Linked DNA regions of Homo sapiens: region 2 is linked to region 1. Evidence: read pairs that join two places in POLR2A ChIA-PET (ENCODE). Cell type or tissue: PC-9. All regions are shown on one strand. Links, peaks and the distances in the headings refer to the core of each region. The heading gives the core; the rest is flanking DNA. Region 1 overlaps ANKHD1-EIF4EBP3 (ANKHD1-EIF4EBP3 readthrough). Region 2 has its middle 27 kb from the start of CD14.

Region 1 (11,485 bases), core at 2,889-7,888:
GGTCTCGATCTCGACCTTGTGATCCACCCACCTCGGCCTCCCAAAGTGCTGGGATTATAGGCGTGAGCCATCGCTCCAGGCCTATTTTATTAACTTCTTAACAAACTTTTTTAAAGGTTGTGTAATATTTCCTTGAATTGATATACCACAAATTTTAGGGGCAGAGGGCATTAATTGGTTGTGAACTATAGCAAAAGTTGTTAAATTAAGATGATAAAATCAATTGCTTTGTTCTGGTTAACAGCATTATGCTATATACACACTCCTTTGAAAAATACCCAAAAAAAAGGCCGGGCGTGGTGGCTCACGCCTGTAATCCCAGCACTTTGGGAGGCTGAGGTGGGAGGATCACGAGGTCAGGAGATCGAGACTATCCTGGCTAACACGGTGAAACCCCGTCTCTACTAAAAATGCAAAAAAATTAGCTAGGCATGGTGGCAGGCGCCTGTAGTCCCAGCTACTCGGGAGGCTGAGGCAGGAGAATGGCATGAACCCAGGAGGCGGAGCTTGCAGTGAGCCGAGATCGTGTCGCCTGGGCGACAGAGCGAGACTCCGTCTATAAAAAAAAAAAAAAAAGAAAAATACTCAAAAAAGAGGGTACTGCCAACAAGGAAGTTTTAAATTTCCCCTTGAGGATTCTTGGTGATCATCAAATTCAGTGGTTTTTAAGGTTGTTTTCTGTCAAATAACTCTAACTTTAAGCCAAACAGTATATGGAAGCACAGATATAATATTACACAGATAAAAGAGGAGTTGATCTAAAGTAGAGATAGTTGGGGGCTTTAATTTCTGGAACCTAGGTCTCCCCATCTTCTTCTGTGCTGAGGAACTTCTTGGAAGCGGGGATTCTAAAGTTCTTTGGAAGACAGTTTGAAAACCACCATGTTGTTCTCAGTACCTTTATTTTTAAAAAGTAGGTGAACATTTTGAGAGAGAAAAGGGCTTGGTTGAGATGAAGTCCCCCCCCCCCTTTTTTTTTTTTTTAGCTGAAATAGATACACTATGTAGAAGGAAGGGATTATTATATACCATGCAGTAAGCACATGCTCTTTGATGGGCTCCTCCGTACACTCTCCATGTGGCCATTTCAGACATTCTTCTCAAACCCCACAGATACCCCTCCTCGCTTCCACTGATTTCCTTAACTCATACTTCATTGGGAAAATAGAGATTTCCAGAAGGAAATTGCATCATCTTCTCACCAATAATTTCTAGTCAAGTTCGTATTTTAATTAATTCGTTCATTTTGTTCAGTAAGTTGCACCTACTGCCTGCATGTCAGAATCACTTAAGAGAGCTTGTTAAAAATACAGGTTCCTAGAAGTCTTCCTTCTGTACTCCAAAGCAGTCAGTCTCAGGAGAGACCAGGGATCATAAACCATAGCTCTGTATTGCAGCTCTGTGAGGGGATGTGGTCACCTGCCTTTACTTAATGCATTTTGTTTGATGCCAGATGTCCTTTTCTGCCTTTAGGAATCCTACTTAACTTTTGAGGCCCAGTCCAAATGTAGCTGCTGCTGCTTTTTAAAAAAACAAACAAAAAATCCCAGTTTTATTGAGATATAATTCATATACCATAAAATTCACTTGATTTAAGTATACAATAATGATTTTTAGTAAATTTATAGAGTTGTACAATCTAATTGTAGAATATTCCCATCACCACAGAAAGATCTCTATGCCCATTTGGAGTCCCCTCAGTTATTCAGACAACTGTTACTCTACTTTCTGTCTCTATAGATTTGCTTTTCTGGCCTTTTTATATTGTTCAGATCTTTATAACATATAGTCTTTTGTATTGGGCTTTCCAGAAAGTCTTTTGTATTGGGCTGAAGTGATCCTCCCACCTCTTGCCTCTAGAGGAGCAGGGACTACAGGGGTATGCCACCATTCCTGGCTCAGTTTTTTTTTAGTAGAGATACTGTGTTGTTCAGGCTGGTCTCAAACTCCTTGGTCTCAAACTCCCTGGGTTCAAGCAATCCTCCCACCTTGGCCTCCCAAAGTGCTGGGATTACAGGTGTGAGCCATCGCACCTGGCCAGAAAATCTCTTAATTAGTAGGAAAATTGGCCGGGCGTGGTATAATTGGCATAATTGGTATAATTGGCATAATTGTCAGATTACGCCTGTAATCCCAGCACTTTGGGAGGCCGAGGCGGGTGGATTACCTGACGTCAGGAGTTTGAGACCAGCCTGCCAACATGGTGAAACCCTGTCTCTCCTAAAAATACAAAATTAGTGGGGCATGGTGGTGGGCACCTGTAATCCCAGCTACTCAGGAGGCCGAGGCAGGAGGATCACTTAAAGCTGGGAAGCGGAGGTGGTAGTGAGCCAAGATCGTGCCATTGCACTCCAGCCTGGGCAACAGAATGACACTCTGTCTCAAAGAAAAAGAAAAGAAAATTAAGGTGATGCTTCTAACCAATGATAACGAAAAAAAGTTGAGATAATAGTTGTAGTGATTTGTGTAAGGGAATTGAAGAGGTATACCTAGAGCATTAGCATAATCATAATTGTATCTGTTCTGTCATGATTGTATATTTCTTTTTAAATCTTTTATTTATTTTTATTTTTTAAATATATATTCTGCTCATGTATTATATTTCTTCTTCTTCTTTTTAGGAAACACTGCGCTAACTTATGCATGTGCTGGAGGATTTGTTGACATTGTTAAAGTGCTCCTTAATGAAGGTGCAAATATAGAAGATCATAATGAAAATGGACATACTCCCTTAATGGAAGCAGCCAGTGCAGGTCATGTGGAAGTTGCAAGAGTTCTTTTAGATCATGGTGCAGGCATCAACACTCATTCTAATGAATTCAAAGAAAGTGCTCTAACACTTGCTTGCTACAAAGGTACTTAATACATGTATGAATATTTATAATGTTTTTCGTAACCACTTTGATTATTTGAGTATTGAGTATTTGAGTTTACTTTATATTGCTTATGTTTTCCCTGTGCTATAAAATTATCTAGTTTATAAGAAATTATATAGAAAGTCTATTTTAGTCTATATTGCCTGTAATATAGTTTTCTAGTATATGTTTATTATTTTAATTCAGATTTATTGGGTTAACTGTGAAGTTAACCCAACTACTTAGCTTAGATTTAGAGGGTTTCCATTATTTAATAACTTTTGTTTTATATGATTTTTCCAATGTTTATTTAAAAAATAGTACATGCCAAAGTAATAATACACACAATACTGAAAACCTGAAAAACACAGAGTAACACAAAGAAAAGAAATTTTTTGTTTTTGAGACAGAATGTCGCTCTGTCACCCAGGCTGGAGTGCAGTGGCGCGAACTCAGCCCACTGCAACCTCTGCCTCCTGGGCTCAAGTGATTCTCGTACCTCAGCCTCCCAAGTAGCTGGGACTACAGGCATGCACCACCATGCCTGGCTAATTTTTGTATTTTTAGTAGAGATAGGGTTTCACTATGTTGGCCAGGCTGGTCTTGAACTCCTGACCTCAAGTGATCCTCCTGCCTCAGCCTCCCAAGCCTCCCAAAGTGCTGGGATTACAGGCGTGAGCCAGCACACCCAGCTAAAGAAAAGAAATTTTAAAATGACATGTAATGCTACCATCTAAAGATAAAAAAGCATGTATACAATATTTTAGTGTATACATTTCCAGTTTGTTTTTAAGTATGTTTATATACAAACATATATATATTTTAAACAAAATAGTTATACTCTAACAGTTTTATAATCTACTTATTTTACTTAGCAGTGTATCATGGACATTTTTCATCTCAATAAATATTCTTTATTTTTTATTTTTCATTTATTATCATTGTTTTTTTGAGACGGAGTTTCACTCTTGTTGCCCAGGCTGGAGTGCAATGGTGTGATCTTGGCTCACTGCAACTTCCGCCTCCCGGGTTCAAGTGATTCTCCTGTCTCAGCCTCCCTAGTAGCTGGTATTACAGGTGCATGCCACATGTCTGGCTAATTTTTGTATTTTTAGTAGAGACAGGGTTTCATCATATTAGTCAGTCTGGTCTCCTGACCTCAAATGATCCACCTGCCTTGGCCTCCTAAAGTGCTGGGGTTACAGGCATGAACCACCGTGCCTGGCCTATTTTTTATTATTTTTAGAGACAGGGTTTTGCTCTATCACCCAGGACGGAGTGCAGTGGCACTGTCATAGCTCACTGCAGCCTCAAACTCCTGGGTTCAAGCTATCCTCCTGCCTCAGCCTCCTGAATAGCTAGGATTACAGACTCACACCACCATACCCAGCTAATTTTATTTTTATTTTTTTGTAGAGATGGGGGTCTCACTATGTTGCCCAGGTGGCTCTCAACCTCCAGGCCTCAAGTGATCTTCCTACTTCAGACTCCCAAAGTGTTAGGATTACAGGTGTAAGCCACCATGCCTGGCCTCAATAAATATTCTTACAATGTAACTTTTGATGATTATATACTATTTCACTATTTCATTTAGGATTAAAATTGGTTGCATATGTCACAAAATCTAAATTAACGATTTGAGCAAGAGAGAAATTCAAAGGTAAGCCGTTTAGGGCTAGTATGGCAGTTCCATTGTCATCAAGAGCTCATAATTCTATTTTTCTGCTCTGCTATCCTAGTATGTGGTTTGTATCCACAAGGTTACAATAAACCTAAAACCAAGATGATAGCTAGGACCCCAGCAGTTCACATTCTAGGAAAGACGTTAAGGGCAATATAAGGAGTGCCTCTCAATTTAGTAAGCTCCCTTTAAAGAGTCTTCCTAGGTGTGCGGCCTTATAACTACCACTTACATCTCATTGGCTACACATAACTGCAAGAGGGGCAGAGAAACATAGTCTTCTAGTCAGGTATGTTGCTGCCCAGATGAAACTGGAGTTCTATTATTAAAAAGGAATTAAAGAATGCTGGGTGCAGTAACTCACACCTATAATCCCAGCATTTTGGGAGGCTGAGGCAGGAGGATCTCTTGAGGCCTAGATCAGTCCTAGCTACTCGGGCAGCTGAGGTGGACGGATCCCTTGAGCCTTGGAGTTTGAGGCTGCAGTGAGCTATGATCATGCCACTGGACTATAGCCTGGCCAACAGAGACCTCGTCTCTTAAAGTGAGAAAGAATAAGAGAGTGGATATTAGATAGGGAACTAGCAGTCTCTGCCAAATACATCAAATAGATGTACCATAATTGCCTATTGTTGGACACTTAAATTCTTCCCAGGTTTTCACTATTATTAAAAACACTGATCACATCCTTGTGCAGACATTTTTGCATAACCTCTGATTATTTCCTTAGGATAAATTCCTGGAAGTGGAATTGCTGGGTCAAAGGGTATGGACATTTTTAAGGGTTTTGCTACATATTGCCAAATTGCCTTCTAGAAAGGTTCAACCAATTTATACTCCCACCAACAATGTTTGAGAGTGCCCTTTGCCCCACCCTACACCCTCACCAATACTGGGTTTTATCATTCTTTTTAATATTTGCTATTTTTGATAGTAAAAACATGGTGTCTTGTTTTAATTTGCATTTCTTTAATAGGAAGGTTTAATATTGTTTTCATCAGTTTAATATTCACTTGCATTTCTTTGTTGAATTATCATTTCATATCTGTCACCCATTCTTCTGGAGTGTTTGTCATTTTCTTATTGACTATCAAGGCTTTTTATATATTCACTGTATCAAGAGGATTGGAATTATTTTAAATGGAGTTTTCTGTGCCTGCTTATTGCCACAGTGGGTTTATGGTTATTTTAAAGCTGTTTTTCTGGAATATATGATGCCAAGATACTTTACTTGGCTTTCTATTTGATCTCAGTGTTTTGATTAGATAAATAATTTATGTATTTTCAACCAAGGTAAAAGCATTATTGCTTTACTTAACTTGAATTATGTGCCTTGGACTAATTCAGTCTTTAAAGCCTAGATAATAAGACCTTGAAAAAAGCCTGTATATTGCTTTGAATGGGCTTTGTAAAACTGTTACTGATTTATTTATTGAATGCAAAATAAGTTATCAAATTCTTGTATAGACATCTGAAGAAAAAGATTCCATACCTCAATATTTAAATATTAAACTGATAGTGAATTCTTTTAAAATTTTTGTTCCTTTTTTCAAGGCCATTTGGATATGGTTCGCTTTCTACTTGAAGCTGGTGCAGATCAAGAGCACAAAACAGATGAGATGCACACTGCCTTAATGGAGGCCTGCATGGTAATTTTAAATTACACTCACTTGAGATTTTATGGGAAGAAAAGGTCGTATGTGTTTAAGCCTTTAAGAGTGATTAATTGCCAGTGCGGTGGCTCACGCCTGTAATCCCAGCACTTTGAGAGGCCAAGTCGGGCGGATCACATGGTCAGGAGTTCGAGACCAGCCTGGCCAGTATGGTGAAACCCTGTCTCTACTAAAACTACAAAAATTAGCTGGGTATGGGGCGGGTGCCTGTAGTCCCAGCTACTCGGGAGGCTGAGGCAGGAGAATCGCTTGAACCCGGGAGATGGAGGTTGCAGTGAGCAGAGATTGCGCAACTGCACTCCAGCCTGGGCGATAGAGCGAGACTCGGTCTCAAAAAAAAAAAAAAAAGAGTTATTAATTGGTGTTGGGTTTATATAATTTCTTAATGCTAAATTAAACAAAGTTGATGCTTGAATGCATCTGCTTTTGGAATAGAACAGTCAAAGTATTTGGCCTTAGGGATATTATTGATAAAACTCTAATTCTGGAGATAGTAGACATAGTTCTAGTGTTTTTACAGTTTCATATTAAAATCTTAAATAGCAAATTGACCTCAAAATATATTGACTCAAACTGTATGGATAGCCTATAAAACATTTAACTGTTTTTTTAAAGGATAATGTAGAATCATACTTTTAATATACAATTCTCTGTGTCACAGAGAATAATCACCTTTAATGCTGTCAATCCAGAAATCCTTTTTCTACTTCTGTAAGCACATATATATCATGCGTATATGCATATCTAAAAGAGAGTGCAAATACAAAGAAACTCAAAGCATTCTGATAAGTATTTAAGACAGATTTAATGGCAAGAAAATTACCTGGAAGTGCAAACGCATTTTTTCAGATGTGATTAAATAAGCTCATCATTACACATGTTAATTTGTATTTTGTTGACTATTGCTGTTTAGCGAATCACTCAAAACATAATGGCTTAATGTAGCAGCCACATATTACCTCTATCTATTTTTTTTTTTTTTTTGAGACAGAGTCTTGCTCTGTTGCCCAGGCTGGAGTGCAGTGGTGTGATCTTAGCTCACTGCAGCCTACCTCCCAGGTTCAAGTGATTCTCGTGCATCAGCCTCCCAAGTAGGTTCAAGTGATTCTCGTGCCTCAGCTTCCCAAGCCTCCCACCTGTATCTTATACTATCTCATATATCATATGATTCTATGGGTTGATTGGGTGGTTTTTCTATTGGTCTCTCTCTCTCTCTCTCTTTATTTTGAAGACAGACTCTCACTCTGTTGCCCAGGGTAGAGTGCAGTGGCACTGTCATGGCTCATTACAGCCTGTACCTCCTGTACTCAAGCAGTCCTCTCGCCTCAGCTTCCTGAGTACCTGAGACTAGAGGGGCACGTTACCATGCCTAGCTAACTTTTAAATTTTTTGTAGAGACAGCATCTCACTATGTTGCCTAGGCTTTAAGAAAAGATTTATTTATTTATTTATTTATTATTATTATTTTGTTGGAATTCCCCTCTTAATATATGTATGCAAGATATGTTAGCAGAATCTATCAAAAAAATATTCAAGAATTTGGCTGGGCGTGGTGGCTCATGCCTGTAATCCTAGCACTTTGAGAGGCTGAGGCGGGTGGATCACTTGAGGCCAGGACTTCAAGACCAGCCTGGCCAACATGGTGAAACCCCATCTCTACTAAAATACAAAAATTAGCCAGGCGTGGTAGTGTGCACCTGTAATCCCAGCTACTTGGGAGGCTAAGACACAAGAATCACTTGAACCTGGGAGGTGGAGGTTGCAGTGAGCTGAGATCACACCACTGCACTCCAGCCTGGGTGACAGAGTGAGACTCTGTCTCAAAAAACAAAACAAAACAAAACAAAACAAAAAACTTCAAAAATTCAAGTAAATTCAAGTAAAACAATGTATTGAGAGCCTAGAGGAGATAGGCACAATAGCAGTTCCTTGATCTGTTGACATTTATAAATCCTTATTTTCTTTTCAATTAGAAATGCATTTCAACTACCAGATGACTCAGTACAGTAATTTGGTTAAAATATTTTATTTTACATGTATTTGAAGTATTAGTAAAACTGAAATTTTAATGTGAAGTCATCTGTTTTTGGCATATATCAAAAGTGATTAAGGCTGGGCTAGTCAGTTAAGTATAATAAAAGTCTTGATGGGTATTGAAATTTAACAACTAAGGTTTCTTTATTTAATTCTTTTTTGTTTTTGAGACAGGGTCTCTATCATTCAGGCTGGGTGCAGTGGCGTGATCTTGGCTCACTGCAACCTCTGCCTCCTATGCTGAAGCAGTCCCTCTGCCCTCAGCCTCCCAAGTAGCTGGGACTACAGGCGCACACCACTATGCTTGGCTAATTTTTGTATTTTTTGTAGGAACATGGTTTCACCCTTTCCCCAGGGTGGTCTCAAACATCTGGGCTCAAGCTATCTGTCTGCCTCAACTTCCCAAAGTGCTGGGGTTACAGCTGTGAGCCACTGTGCCCAGCCTTATTTCTTTAATTAAATAACTACTAAACCTTATTTTTCTACTCAGTATTTATTTTTCATTTGCAACATTATGGTCATTTTTGAAATACAGTACAATATAGCCTCTGACCTTATGTGTCACAACAAGCATTAAGACCTACATAAAGAGCAGTTTCCAAGATGGCCAAATAGGAACAGCTCCAGTCTACAGCTCCCAGCATGAGCGACGCATGAGACGGGTGATTTCTGCATTTCCAACTGAGCATACGGCACACCAGGAGATTATATCCCGCGCGTGGCTCAAAGGGTCCCACACCCACGGAGCCTCCCTCATTGCTAACACAGCAGTCTGAGATCAAACTGCAAGGCGGCAGCCAGGCTGGGGGAGGGGCACCCACCATTGCTGAGGCTTAAGTAGGTAAACAAAGCGGCTAGGAAGCTCAAACTGGGTGGAGCCCACTGCTGCTCAAGGAGGCCTACCTGTCTCTGTAGACTCCACCTCTGGGGGCAGGGCATAGCTGAACAAAAGGCAGCAGAAACCTCTGCAGACTTAAATGTCCCTGTCTGACAGCTTTGAAGAGAGTAGTTGTTCTCCAAGCACGGAGTTTGAGATCTGAGAATGGACAGACTGCCTCCTCATGTGGGTCCCTGACCCCTGAGTAGCCTAACTGGGAGGTACCACCCAGTAGGGGCAGACTGACACCTCACACGGCCGGGTATCCCTCTGAGACGAAGCTTCCAGAGGAACGATCAGGCAGGAACATTTGCTATTCAGCAATATTCACTGTTCTGCTGCCTCCGCTGCTGATACCCAGGCAAACGGTCTAGAGTGGACCTCCAGAAAACTCCAGCAGACCTGCAGCTGAGGGTCCTGACTGTTAGAAGGAAAACTAACAAACAGAAAGGACATCCACACCAAAACCCCATCTGTACGTCACCATCATCAAAGACCAAAGGTAGATAAAACCACAAAGATGGGGAAAAAACAGAGGAGAAAAACTGAAAATTCTAAAAATCAGAGCAACTCTCCCCCTCCAAAGGAACGCAGCTCCTCACCAGCAACGGAACAAAGCTGGATGGAGAATGACTTTAACGAATTGAGAGAAGAAGGCTTCAGACAATCAAACTTCTCTGAGCTAAAGGAGGAAGTTCGAACCCAACACAAAGAAGCTAAAAACCTTGAAAAAAGATTAGACAAATGGCTAACTAGAATAACCAGTGTAGAGAAGTCCTTAAATGACCTGATGGAGCTGAAGACCATGGCACAAGAACTATGTGATGAATGCACAAGCCTCAGTAGCCGATTCGATCAACTGGAAGAAAGGGTATCAGTGATTGAAGATCAAATGAATGAAATGAAGCGAGAAGTTTGGAGAAAAAAGGGTAAAAAGAAATGAGCAAAGCCTCCAAGAAATATGGGACTATGTGAAAAGACCAAATCTACGTCTGATTGGTGTACCTGAAAGTGACGGGGAGAATGGAACCAAGTTGGAATACACTCTGCAGGATGTTATCCAGGAGAACCTCCCCAACCTAGCAAGGCAGGCCAACATTCAAATTCAGGAAATACAGAGAATGCCACAAAGATACTCCTTGAGAAGAGCAGCTCCAGGACACATAATTGTCAGATTCACCAACGTTGAAATGAAGGAAAAAATGTTAAGGGCAGCCAGTGAGAGAGGTCGGGTTACCCACAAAGGGAAACCCATCAGACTAACAGCGGATCTCTTGGCAGAAACTCTACAAGCCAGAAGAGAATGGGGCCCAATATTCAACATTCTTAAAGAAAAGAATTTTCAACCCAGAATTTCATATCCAGCCAAACTAAGCTTCATAAGTGAAGGGGAAATAAAATCCTTTACAGACAAGCAAATGCTGAGAGATTTTGTCACCACCAGGCCTGCCCTAAAAGAGCTCCTGAAGGAAGCACTAAACATGGAAAGGAACAACTGGTACCAGCCACTGCAAAATCATGCCAAATTGTAAAGACCATCAAGGCTAGGAAGAAACTGCATCAACTAACAAGCAAAATAACCAGCTAACGTCAAAATGACAGGATCAAATTCACACATAACAATATTAACCTTAAATGTAAATGGGCTAAATGCTCCAATTAAAAGACACAGACTGGCAAATTGGATAAAGAGTCAAGACCCATCAGTGTGCTGTATTCAGGAGACACATCTCACGTGCAGAGACACACATAGGTTCAAAATAAAGGGATGGAGTAAGACCTACCAAGCAAATGGAAAACAGAAAAAGGCAGGGGTTGCAATCCTAGTCTCTGATAAAAACAGACTTTAAACCAACAAAGATCAAAAGAGACAAGGCCATTACATAATGGTAAAGGGATCAATTCAACAAGAAGAGCTAACTATCTTAAATATATATGCACCCAATACAGGAGCACCCAGATTCATAAAGCAAGTCCTTAGAGACCTACAAAGAGACTTAGACTCCCACACAATAATAATGGGAGACTTTAACACCCCACTGTCAACATTAGACAGATCAACAAGACAGAAAGTTAACAAGGGATATCCAGGAATTGAACTCAGCTCTGCACCAAGCAGACCGAATAGGCATCTACAGAACTCTCCACCCCAAATCAACAGAATATACATTCTTCTCAGCACCACATCACACTTATTCCAAAATTGACCACATAGTTGGAAGTAAAGCACTCCTCAGCAAATGTAAAAGAACAGAGATTATAACAAACTGTCTCTCAGACCACAATGCAATCAAACTAGAATTCAGGATTAAGAAACTCACTCAAAACCGCTCAACTACATGGAAACTGAACAACCTGCTCCTGA
Region 2 (11,485 bases), core at 4,308-9,307, 160 kb after region 1:
AAAGTCAATTCTAGGGGAAAAAGTCTATCTGCTTGGAAATATGGTATCTCCTGGCATTCCCCCAGTGGTATGTTCCATCAGAAACAACTTCCATTTTGTTATGGAGCTCTTCCAGGCACTTCTCTCCCCATTGAATGGTTTCTCCAACATCATCCAAAATGTTATGGGTATTTTATGTTTAAGATTATTTTATATCTTTCAGTTATAGTGGAAGTTTTACTTAATGTCTGATAAGAAATAAGTAATTTCCCTGCAAATGGGAATTCTCTGGTCCAAAGTCCCAGCAGTTATTGCTGGGTGGCACTCACAGACTTTTGCCATAAGCTCCAGCCTATACTTCACACAGGGCTATTGTACAGAGAATTTTCCCTACTGGCACTTCAGCTTCTATTTTATACTGTTTGAAATTAACAATCAGTGTGACTTGGGCCATCTTATTTGTTCCCATTTTAGCACATCCAATTAATATTACCCATAGGGTGAATTTGTTTTGTTTTTTTTTTTTTTGAGACAGAGTCTTGCTCTGTCACTCAGGCTGGAGTACAGTGGCGCGATCTCGGCTCACTGCAACCTTCGCCTCCCGAGTTCAAGTGATTCTCCTGCCTCAGCCTCCTGAGTAGCAGGGTTACAGGCACCCGCCACTGTGCCCGGATAATTTTTGTATTTTTAGTAGAGACAGGGTTTCGTCATTTTGGCCAGCCTGGTCTCAAGCTCCTGACCTCATGATCCACCTGCCTCAGCCTCTCAAAAGTGCTGGGATTACAGGTGTGAACCAGTGGGCCTGGCCCCAAAGGGTGAATTTATGTGCCTTCTGTTTATAATACTAGGGAGGGGAAATGTTCCACGGTCAGATACAATATCCCCATACTACATTCAACGAAAAGAGATGCTATTCACACATACAAACTGTTCAAACATACGAATTTTAATCCAAACTTTTGTCACTTTAGTTTCATCAACCCTTGCATCCCTGACTGAAGCTTCCACTAGGACTTCACCAACAGATTTTCATTTTATAAATACTAGGTAGGGAAAGTGTGCCCCATTAAGACATAATATTCATTCTCTTAAAACATCCGTGTATAGGAGCTACAACCCCTTCACATAAATCCCATCTAAACACTCTATTTTTATCCCTTAATCCCATCCACCCTTGATTTCTATACACTTTTGTTCTAATTGTGGTCTTAGTGAGGGCTCACTAGCAGGGGACTACAGTGTATGTGGCTCCTATGTTAAGGAGTCCTAGAAATGTCCCTTTTCCACCCTGACAGTTTTTCTCACTGATGTGCATAAGGCCTTGGGTCTGCAATGGCTGTGGGGGTATGGGGTGGTGGTGGTAGTGAACCAAAGGAAGCTGACCCATTTGTCATCAATCCTTATACTGATTTGGTTATGGGACTATTGCCCCAGGTGATTCAAGGTAAGGTTTCTTGAATTCCTCCAAACAAGGTTGGATAAATCATATTTGTCCAGGGCCCTTCATGTTGGGACAACAGCAGGGGCTCCCTTTGGTCCACCTCAACCTCTCAGAGTACTGCTCTAAGACCGTTGTTTTGACCCCATTCACGTCAGCCTTATTCCATTTATTTTTTTGAGACAGAGTCTCGTTCTGTCACCCAGGCTGGGGTGCAGTGACACAATCTCAGAACTATGGTAATATAATGCTCCCTTCCTTATAAGGATGACGTAAAGCAGTGTTTCTCAAAGTGTATTCCCTGTGCCAGCAGTCTCAGCATCTCCTGATAATTGAATTAAAAGGCAGATTTCAGGCGTCACCATACCTGTTGAATCAGAAACTCTGGTTTCTGTGTTTTAAGACTTCTAGGAGATTCCAGTGGAGTCTAGACTTTGAGAACAACTGTTGATGAGATTAAGTGAGTTAATAATAAGCTTTAGGACAGTGCCTGGCACATACTAAGCAGTATATTCATGAATATTTTTAAGCGAATACAATAAAATATGGTCAACATATAGAAAGTTTAATTTAGGCAACAAGATGTTGCCCATGCTGTTCCCCCAAGAAATAAATCCTGCTTAATTCCTTGTCCAAAGGCATCAACATGGACTGCCAAACCCCTCATCATGTGGCTTCTGCCTTCCTTTCCTACTATTTCTATTCTCCATATACACTAGGTCTCCAACTTTTCTAGTACTCAGTATGAGAATTGCTTACTCACACCTCCAAGGCTTTGCCTATTCTGTTCCCTCTGCATGGTTCCTTCTCTTCCTTTTTAAAAAAGAACCTCTTTTCTCTCACTTCCTACACTTGCAATCTCCCGAATTCCTACATCTCCCTCAAAACCCAGCTCCAGTGTCACCTCTGTGATGACCTCACTGCTGTCCAGTCAGAGCCAGGCATTTGCTAGGCCTCAACACCGCCCTACACATCCCACTTATAGTACTTAGAGCAGTTTGTAACTGTTTACAGTTTCATTTCGTCTTTTTGAATTTCTTAATTGAGGTGAAATTCATGTTACATATAATTAGTCATTTTAAAGTGTGGCTGGGAGTGGTGGCTCACACCTGTAATCCCAGCACTTTTCAGAGGCTGAGGCACGTGGATCACTTGAGGTCAGGAGTTTGAGACCAGCCTAACCAACATAGCCAAACCCCATCTCTACAAAAATACAAAAAATTAGCCAGGCGTGGTGGCACACACCTATAATCCCAGCTACTTGGGAGGCTGAGGCAGGAGAATCGCTTGAACCTGGGAGGTGGAGGTTACGGTGAGCCAACATCATGCCACTGCACTCCAGCCTTGGCCATAGAGCAAAACTCTGTCTCTCTCACACACACACACAAACACACACACACAAAAAAAAAGGAAAGGAAAAAAGAAAAGAAAAATGGCCATGCGTGGTGGCTCACGCCTGTAATCCCAGCACTTTGGGAGGCCAAGGTGGGCGGATCACCTGAGGTCAGGAGTTTGAGACTAGCCTGGCCACATGGTGAAACCCCGTCTCTACTAATAATACAAAAATTAGCCAGGGTGAGCCGAGATAGTGCCGCTGCACTCCAGCCTGGGAAACAAGAGTGAAATTCTGTCTCAAAAAAAAAAAAGTGTATGATTCAGTGGTATTTAGTGTATTCGCACTGTTGTGCAACCATCACTTCTTTCTAGTTTCAAAACTTTTCCATCATGCCCAAAACACATGCCATACCCATTAAGTAATCACTTCCCATTCCTCTCTCTCCCCTCCCCAGGTGACCACTAAGCAGTTTTCTGTCTTTATGAATTTGCCTATTCTGGATATATTATATAAAAGAAGGCAAACAATAACAACATGTGACTTTCAGTGTTTGGCTTATTTTATTTTATTATTTTATTTTATTTTATTTTATTTTTGAAGCAGAGTTTCACTCCATTGCCCAGGCTGGAGTGCAGTGACGTGATCTTGGCTCACTGCAACCTGCACCTCCCAGGTTCAAGCGCTTTTCCTGCCTCAGCCTTCCAAGTAGCTGAGATTACAGGTGCTCGTCACCACACTCAGCTAATTTTTGTATTTTTAGTAGAAACAGGATTACACCATGTTGGCCAGGTTGGTCTCAAACTCCTGACCTCAGGTGATCTGCCCGCCTCGGCCTCCGAAAGTGCTGGGATCACAAGTGTGAGCCACTGTGCCTGGCCAGTGTCTGACTTCTTTTACTTAGCATTAGTTTAAAGTTCATCCAAGTTGTGGCATGTATCAATATTTGGGGTTTTTTTTTGCTGTATAATATTCCATTAAATGTTCATATCACAATTTATTTATCCATCATCTGTTGATGAGCATTTGGGTTATTTTCACCATTCGGTTATTATGAATACTGCTGCTATAAACATTTGTGTGCAAGTTTCTGTGTAGATATATGTTTTCATTTCTCTTGAGTATATACTAAGGAGTAGAATTGATGGGTCATATGGTAATTATATGTTTAACTTTTTGAGGAACTGCTAGCTGTTTCCAGAGTAGCTGCACCATTTTACTTTCCCAATAGCAAGGTATGAGAGTTCCTGTTTTTCCACATCCTCACCAACACTTGTTATTTTATTTAAAAAATTTATCATTATAGCAGTATGGTGAGTGTGTAGTGATATCTCATTGTGCCTTTAATTTGCGTTCCCTTTATGATCAATGATGTTGAACATCTTTTCATATGCTTGTTAGCCATTTGTATAGCCTATGTGGAGAAATAGCCATTCAAGTTGCTTGCCTTATTAAAAACTGGATTGAGACCAGCCTGGGCAACATAGCTACACCTTGTCTCTACTAAAAATCAAAACAATTAGCTGGGTGTGGTAGTGTGCTCCTGTAGTAACAGCACTCAGGAGGCTGAGGCAGGAGAATTGCTTGAGCCCAGGAGGTAGAGGCTGCAGTGAGCTGTGATCATCCCACTGCACTCCAGACTGGGCAACACAGTGAGATTCTGTCTCAAAAAAATAAATAAAAAATAAAATTGGATTGTCTTTGTTGTTGTTGAGTTGTAAAAGTTCTTTATATATACTGCATACTAGACCCTTATCAGATATATAATTTTCATAATTTTCTCCTATTCAAAGGCTGTCTTTTCACTTTCTTGATAGTGTCCTTTGATGCACCAAAGTTTTTAATCTCTATGAAGTCCAATTTATCACTTTTTTTTGTTGCTCATGCTTTTGGTGTCACATCTAAGAATTCATTGCCAAATCAGAGGTCATGAAGATTAATCCCTAGGTTTTCTTCTAACAGTTTCATAGCTTTAGTTCTGTTATTTAAGTTGTTAATCTATTTTGAGTTAATTTTTGTATATGGAGAGAGGTAATGGTCTAGTGTCATTTCTCTTTTTTTTTTTTTTTTGCATATTAGCTACCCAGTTTTCTCAGCATTATTTTTGAAGAGATTTCTTTTTTCCATTGAATAATCTTGGCTTCATTATCAAAAATCAGTTGGTTATAGATGTTTGGGTTATTTCCAGGCTCTAATCCTATACAGTTGTTCTGTGTCAATATTAAGTCTTCCAATGCATAAACATTGAAGGGATGTCTTTCCATTTATTTAGGTCTTCTTTAATTTATTTCAGCAATGTTTTCTAGTTTTCATTTTATAAGGTTTTAACCTCTTTGGTAATTGTATTCCAAGGAATTTTATTCTTTTTGAAAACATGTAAATGAAATTATTCTCTTAATTTCCTTTCTGGATTTTAAATTGCTATTGCATAGAAACAACTAATTTTTGTGTGTTGATCTTGTAGTCTGAAACTGCTTAATTTATTATCCCCAATAGTTTTTTTGTGAATTCTATGAGACTTTCTATTTATAGAATCATATCATATGCAAATACAATTTTACTTCTTCCTTTCCAAATTGGATGCCTTTATTTATTTATTTTTCTTGCCTAGTTTCTCTGGCTAAAACTTCTGGTACGGTAGTAAATATAAGTGGTAAAAGTGGCATCTTTAGGCCAGGTGTGGTGGTTCACGCCTGTAATCCTAGTGCTTTGGGAGGCTGAGGCGGGTGCATCACCTGAGGTCAGGAGTTCGAGACCAGCCTGACCAACACAGTGAAACCCCATTTCTACTAAAAATACAAAAATTAGCTGGGCATGGTGGTGGGTGCCTGTAATCCCAGCTACTTGGGAGGCTGAGGCAGGAGAATCGCTTGCATCCAGGAGGCAGAGGTTGCAGTGAGCTGAGATCTCGTCGTTGCACTCCAGCCTGGGTTACAGAGCGAGACTCTGTCTCAAAAAAAAACAAAACACACACACACACACACACACACACACACACACACACACACACACAAAGAAAGAAGATGTTTCCTCCTTTTCTGTTTTTTGAAAGAGTTTAAGTAAGATTGGCATTAAGTCTTTTTAATATTTGGTAGAATTCACCAGTGAAGCTATCTGGTCTTGAACTTTTTTTTGTTGTGAGATTTTTGGTTACTGATTCAATCTCTTGTTATAAATATGTTGTTGAGGCAGTTTTGGCAATAAGTGTGTCCTAGGAATTTGTCCATTTCATCTAGATTACCTAATTTGTTGGCATATCGTGTTCAAAATATTTTCTTTCAATCGTTTTAATTTCTGTAAGGTCAGTAGTAATGTTCCACTTTAATTAACCTTCCTTCTTCCTTCCCTCCCTCCCTCCCCCTTCCCCCCCTTCTTTTCCTTCCCTTTCCTTTCCTTTTCCTTTTCCCCTTCCTTCCTTCCTTCCTCCCTCTCTCTTTCTTTCCTCTTTTTTTTTTTTCCAGGGTCTCATTCTGTCACCCAGGCTGGAGTGCAGTGGTGTGCGGCCTTGAACTCCTGGGCTCAAGCACTCCTCCTGCCTTAGCCTCCCAAGTAGTTAGGACCACAGATGTGTGCCACCAGGCCTGGCTAAATAAACAAAAAAATTGTAGAGATGGGGTCTGTCTATGTTGCCCAGGCTGGTACTTTCATTTCTGATTTTAGTTATTTGTACTTTCTTTTTTTTCTCAGACTAAAGGTTTGTCAATTTTGTTGATCTTTTAAAAGAACCAACTCTTGGTTTTACCGATTTTCTATTTTTTCCATTCCTTATTTTGTTTATCTATGCTCTAATTTTTAATTTTAATTCTGGCAATATATACATAGTCATGCACCACATAATAATGTTTTGGTCAAACTTGAACAGTATAAACAAGGGTGGTCCCATTAGATTATAATGGAGCAGAAAAATCTCTATTGCCCAGCTGGGTGTGGTGGCTCACGCCTGTAATCCTAGCACTTTGGGAGGCCGAGGCAGGCAGATTGCCCAAGCTCAGGAGTTCGAGACCAACCTGGGCAACACGGTGAAACCCTGTCTCTACTAAAATACAAAAGAAATTAACTGGGCATGGTGGCATGCGCCTGTAGTCCCAGCTACTCGGGAGGCTGAAGATGACAGCTCCATGCTTATTAATTGCCCCTGAAGACCTTCCAGTGGGACAAGATGTGGGGGTGGAATACAACGATGTTGATGAGCTTGACTCTGTGTAGGCCCGGGCTAATGTGTGTGGTTTGTGTCTTAGTTTTTAACAAAATAGTTTAAAAAGTAAAAAAAAAAAATAATAATAATAATAATGGAAAAAACCTTATAGACTACTGTTTAAAATAAAATTTGCTATTTTGGCCATTTTTAAGTGTATAATAAATACAGTGGTATTAATTGCATTCACAATATTGTGCAACCATTGCTACTATTTACAATGCTTTTCATCATCCTAAACAGAAACTCTGTACCCATTATGCAATAACTCCCTGTCTCCTCTCCCTCTAGAACCCATTAACCTTTAATCTACTTACCATCTGACTAAGCTTACCTATTATAGATACTCAGCATAAGTGGAATCATACAATATTTGCCTTTTTGTGTCTGGCTTATTTCACTTAGCATAATGTTGTCAAGGTTTATCTATGTTGTAACATGTATCAGACGTCATTACTTTCTGTGGCTAAATAATATTCCGTTGTCTGTGTATACCACATTTTATGTATTCATTTATCCACTAGTGGACACTTGAATCATTTCCATGTTTTAGCTATAGTGTATAGTGTTGATATGAACATTTTGGTACAAAATTTTGTTTGGATATGCCTTTCCAATTCTTTTGGGTATATAATGAGGAGTACAATTATTGGATTATATGGTAAAATTAATTATATATTTAACTTTTTGACAAACTGCTAAATTATTTTCCACAGTGGCTGTACCATATCACATTCCCACCGAAAATTTATGAGGGTTCCTTCTTCTCCACCTTCTTGCCAACACTTGTTTCCAATTTTTTTTATTGTTGTTGATTAGTGCTATACTAGTGAGTGTGAAGTGGTATCTCATTGTGGCTTTTCTATTTTCTTTTTTTTTTTTTTCTGAGACAGGGTCTCTCTCTGTTGCCCAGGCTGGAGTGCAATGGCGCAATCTCGGTTCACTGCAACCTCCGCTTCCCAGGTTGAAGTGATTCTCCTGCCTCAGCCTCCCAAGTAGCTGGGATTACAGGCACTCACCACCAGGCCTGGCTAATTTTTGTATTTTTGGTAAAGACAGGGTTTCTCTATGTTGGCCAGGCTGGTCTCGAAATCCTGACCTGAAATGATCTGCCCGCCTCGGCCTCTCCAAGTGCTGGGATTACATGCGTGAGCCACTGCGCCCAGCCTCTCATTGTGTTTTTGGTTTGCATTACCTTAATGGCCAATGATTTTGAGCATCTTTTCTTATGTTTGTTAGTCATTTATTATAATTTCTTTGTGGCAATGTTCAGTCAAGTTCTTTGCCCAGGTTTTAATTTGCCTGTTTGTTTTTGGTATTTTACTAATGAATAATAATGTTGAGCATCTTTTCATGGACTTTCAGGCATTTGTGTGCCTTTGGAGAAATGGCTATTCAAGCCCTTTTCCCATATTTTTACTTGATTTGTTTGCCTTTTTGTTGCCGAGTTGTAGGAATCCTATATAAACTCTGGGTAGTAAACCATTACCAGGTATATAATTTGCAACATTTTCTCCCATTTTGTAGGTTGTCTTTTCACTTTATTTGGTAATGCCTTTTGATGCACAAAAGCTTTTAATTTTGAATTCCAGTTTATTATTATTTATTTTGTTGCTCAGGCTTTTGGAGTCATATCTAATAATCCACTGCTAAATCAAAGGCCACAAAGATTAGTTTCTGTGTTTTCTTCTAAGAGCTTTATGGTTTTGGCTCTTACATTTAGGTAATCAATTAATGTGGAATTAATTTTTGTATATGATTTGAGGTAAGGGTCCAACTTCATACATCTGCATATGGATATCCAGGTGTCCCTTTGCCATTAGTTGAAACTAGTGTTTCCTTACTGGATGTTCTTGACAACCTTGTCAAAATAAGTTTCCCATAGACATGTGGGTATATTTCTGAACTCTCACTTCTATTCCATTGATCTGTCTGCTTATCCTTATGCTACTACCACACTGTCTTAGTTACTGTTGCTTTGCAATAATGTTTTGAAATCAGGAAGTGTGAGTCCTCCAACTTTGCTCTTCTTTTACAAGGTTGTTTTATCTATTCTGCACCCATTGAACTTCTATATAAACTTTACAATTAGCTTGTCAATTTCTATAAAGAAACCAGCTAGGATTCTTATAAGACTTTCATTGAGATTGAAAAGGAGTAGCCATGGCTCTGTGCCACCCCATGACTGGGGTCTCAGCAAGGGCCCAGGTAATGATGGGGTAAGGAGAAAGCCCAGGCTCAGTCGCCACCACCATGGGCACCTCACCAAGAACACTGAGTTTGTGCAGACCTGGCCTGAAAGGGGTATGGCTTTGCCCCAAACGAGCGGCATGCCATGGAGTTGCTTGAGGTTTCTAAGGACAACTGGGCCCTCAAGTTCATCAAGAAAAGGGTGGGGACACACATCTGTGCCAACAGGAAGCAGGAGGAGCTGAGCAACATCCTGGCCGCCAAGAGGAAAGCAGCTGCCCACAAGGAATGAGCCACCCTCCCCTGTGAGCATAATAAAATCTTTATTTTATTATGGAACTTGTGGTCCTCCTCAGCAGCCTCCCTGGCATTGGAAAGGAGGGGAGGTCCAGTCTGTTCATCTGTTTGGGACCCACCCCCGGGCAGGACCACACCCTGTCCTGGATCCAAGCCCCCTACCTCGGGCATGGGGCAACAGGCATAGAAGCAAGTGCTGGAAATGATTTCTAATCATAATGCAATATCTCATACACACCAAAAAAAAAAGAATTTCATTGAATCTGTAGGTGAATTAGGGGAGAATTGTCATCTTGACAATCATAAGATCTATGAGCATGGGATATTATTCCATTTACTTAGATCTTCTTTAATTCCTTTCAACAACATTTTGTAGTTTTAAGAGTGTAAGTCTGCTCTTCTCTTCTTTTGTTATATTTGTTCCTAAACATTTTATTCTTTTTGCTGCTGTTGCAAGTGGAATTTTTTTCTTTTTTCTTTTTTTGAGACAGAGTCTCACTGTCACCCAGGATGGAATGCAGTGGTACTATCATAGCTCACTGCAACCTCAAGCCCCAGGGCTCAAGTGAGCCTCCCACCTCAGCCTCCCAAGTAACTGGGACTACAGGTGCAAGCCACCATGCCTGGCTAATTTTTTTTTTAAGTTTTGGTAGGAACAGTCTGGGCACAGTGGCTCACGCCCAGAATCCTAGCACTTTGGGAGGCTGAGGTGGGCGGATTGCCTGAGCTCAGGAGTTTGAGACCAGCCTGGGCAACATGGTGAAACCCCATTTCTACTAAAAAAAAAAAAAAAAAAAAAAAAGCCAGGCGTGGCAGCATGTGCCTGTAGTCCCAGCTACTCAGGAGGCTGAGGCAGGAGAATTGCTTGAACCCAGGAGATGGAGGTTGCAGTGAGCTGAGATCATGCCACTCCACTCCAGCCTGGCGACGGCACAAGACTCTGTCTCAAACAAACAAACAGAAAGTTTTAGTAGGAACAATGGTCTCCTTGTGTTGCCTAGGCTGGTCATGAACTTCAGGGCTGAAGCACTTCTCCCGCCTCAGCCAACCAAAGTGCTGGGATTACAGGCATGAGCTACCACACCTGCTCAGAGTTGTTTACTTAATTTAATTTTCAGAATGTGCATTCTAAGTGTATTGACATACAATAGATTTTTGTATATTGATTTTGTATTTTGCAATCTTGCTGAACTTGCTGATTAGTTTTCATGTATTTTAGTGAATCACTAGGAGTTTTTAATATATGTGATTATATAATCTGTGAATTGACATCATTTTACTTCCTGCTTTTCAACCTGGATGCCATTTATTTCTTTTACTAATTTTCATGGCAAGAACCTCTAGTACAATGTTGAATAGAGGTGGTGAGAAAATACATCCTTGTTTTGTTGCTGATCTTAAGGCAAAAGCAGTCTTTTACTATTAAGTATGATATAAACTGATTTTTTTTGGCAGATGTCCTTTACCATGCAAGAAAGTTCCCTTCCTTCCTTTTGTTGAGTGTTTTTTCGTGAGAGGTGTTGAATTTTGTCAAATGCTTCTTCTGCATTTATTTAAATAATCACGTGGTTTTTTATTTCTAATTCTATTTTTCTGATGTATTACATTAATTTTCAGATGTTAAACCTGTAAGAATTAAAGAGGAAAGAAACATGAAAGGCAGCTCAACAAAGACAGGTTTATTTTGGAGCATAAACCTGAGAGGGGCTTCTAACCAAGTTAGGTCAGAGCCACTCTCTCTTCCAGACTAAGAGTTTTTAAGGGTTCAGGGCAGGAGAGCTTATCATAGGCTCAGAATGTTTCTGTGTCTCTTTGTCTTGCTTATCTGGGAGGCACAGTTTTGTGTCTGTTCCCATACATCTTCCTGCAGCTACAGGCATACTTCCCATCACTCCCGCCACCCCCAGTCTGCTTTTAGCTTCCCTATCTCAGTGCACCTAAAGGAAAAGGAATGTGCTTATCAGGGCCCACTGTTTTACTGGGGCCTATTGTATGAGTGTGAAGTTTGGTGGTTACCCAGGAGATTTTCCCCTCTCCCTCTGTGCCTGAGCTG

The links. Peaks named below come from ENCODE experiments on the same cell type or tissue, not always from the same donor. Only the 100,000 strongest peaks of a DNase experiment are listed, where the experiment ranks them.
Region 2: POLR2A ChIA-PET joins it to region 1 with 10 read pairs; 2 of 35 experiments call an interaction of 5 or more read pairs at or near these places.

Annotation. Positions count from the first base shown.
Region 1 is chr5:140,443,121-140,454,605 of GRCh38, forward strand. It overlaps ANKHD1-EIF4EBP3 (ANKHD1-EIF4EBP3 readthrough), which reads left to right. Exons shown (of 36, transcript NM_020690.6): 6 at 2,622-2,855; 7 at 6,091-6,185. ANKHD1 (ankyrin repeat and KH domain containing 1) reads left to right here. Exons shown (of 34, transcript NM_017747.3): 6 at 2,622-2,855; 7 at 6,091-6,185. Among named protein-coding and RNA genes, the nearest start is that of ANKHD1-EIF4EBP3, 47 kb to the left of the region's middle. In PC-9, for the core only: no CTCF peak of the experiment used is centred there; no DNase peak of the experiment used is centred there.
Region 2 is chr5:140,599,977-140,611,461 of GRCh38, forward strand. It overlaps a transcript of TMCO6 not described here and the pseudogene RPL36P11. Among named protein-coding and RNA genes, the nearest start is that of CD14, 27 kb to the right of the region's middle. In PC-9, for the core only: no CTCF peak of the experiment used is centred there; no DNase peak of the experiment used is centred there; H3K27ac peaks cover 396 bases.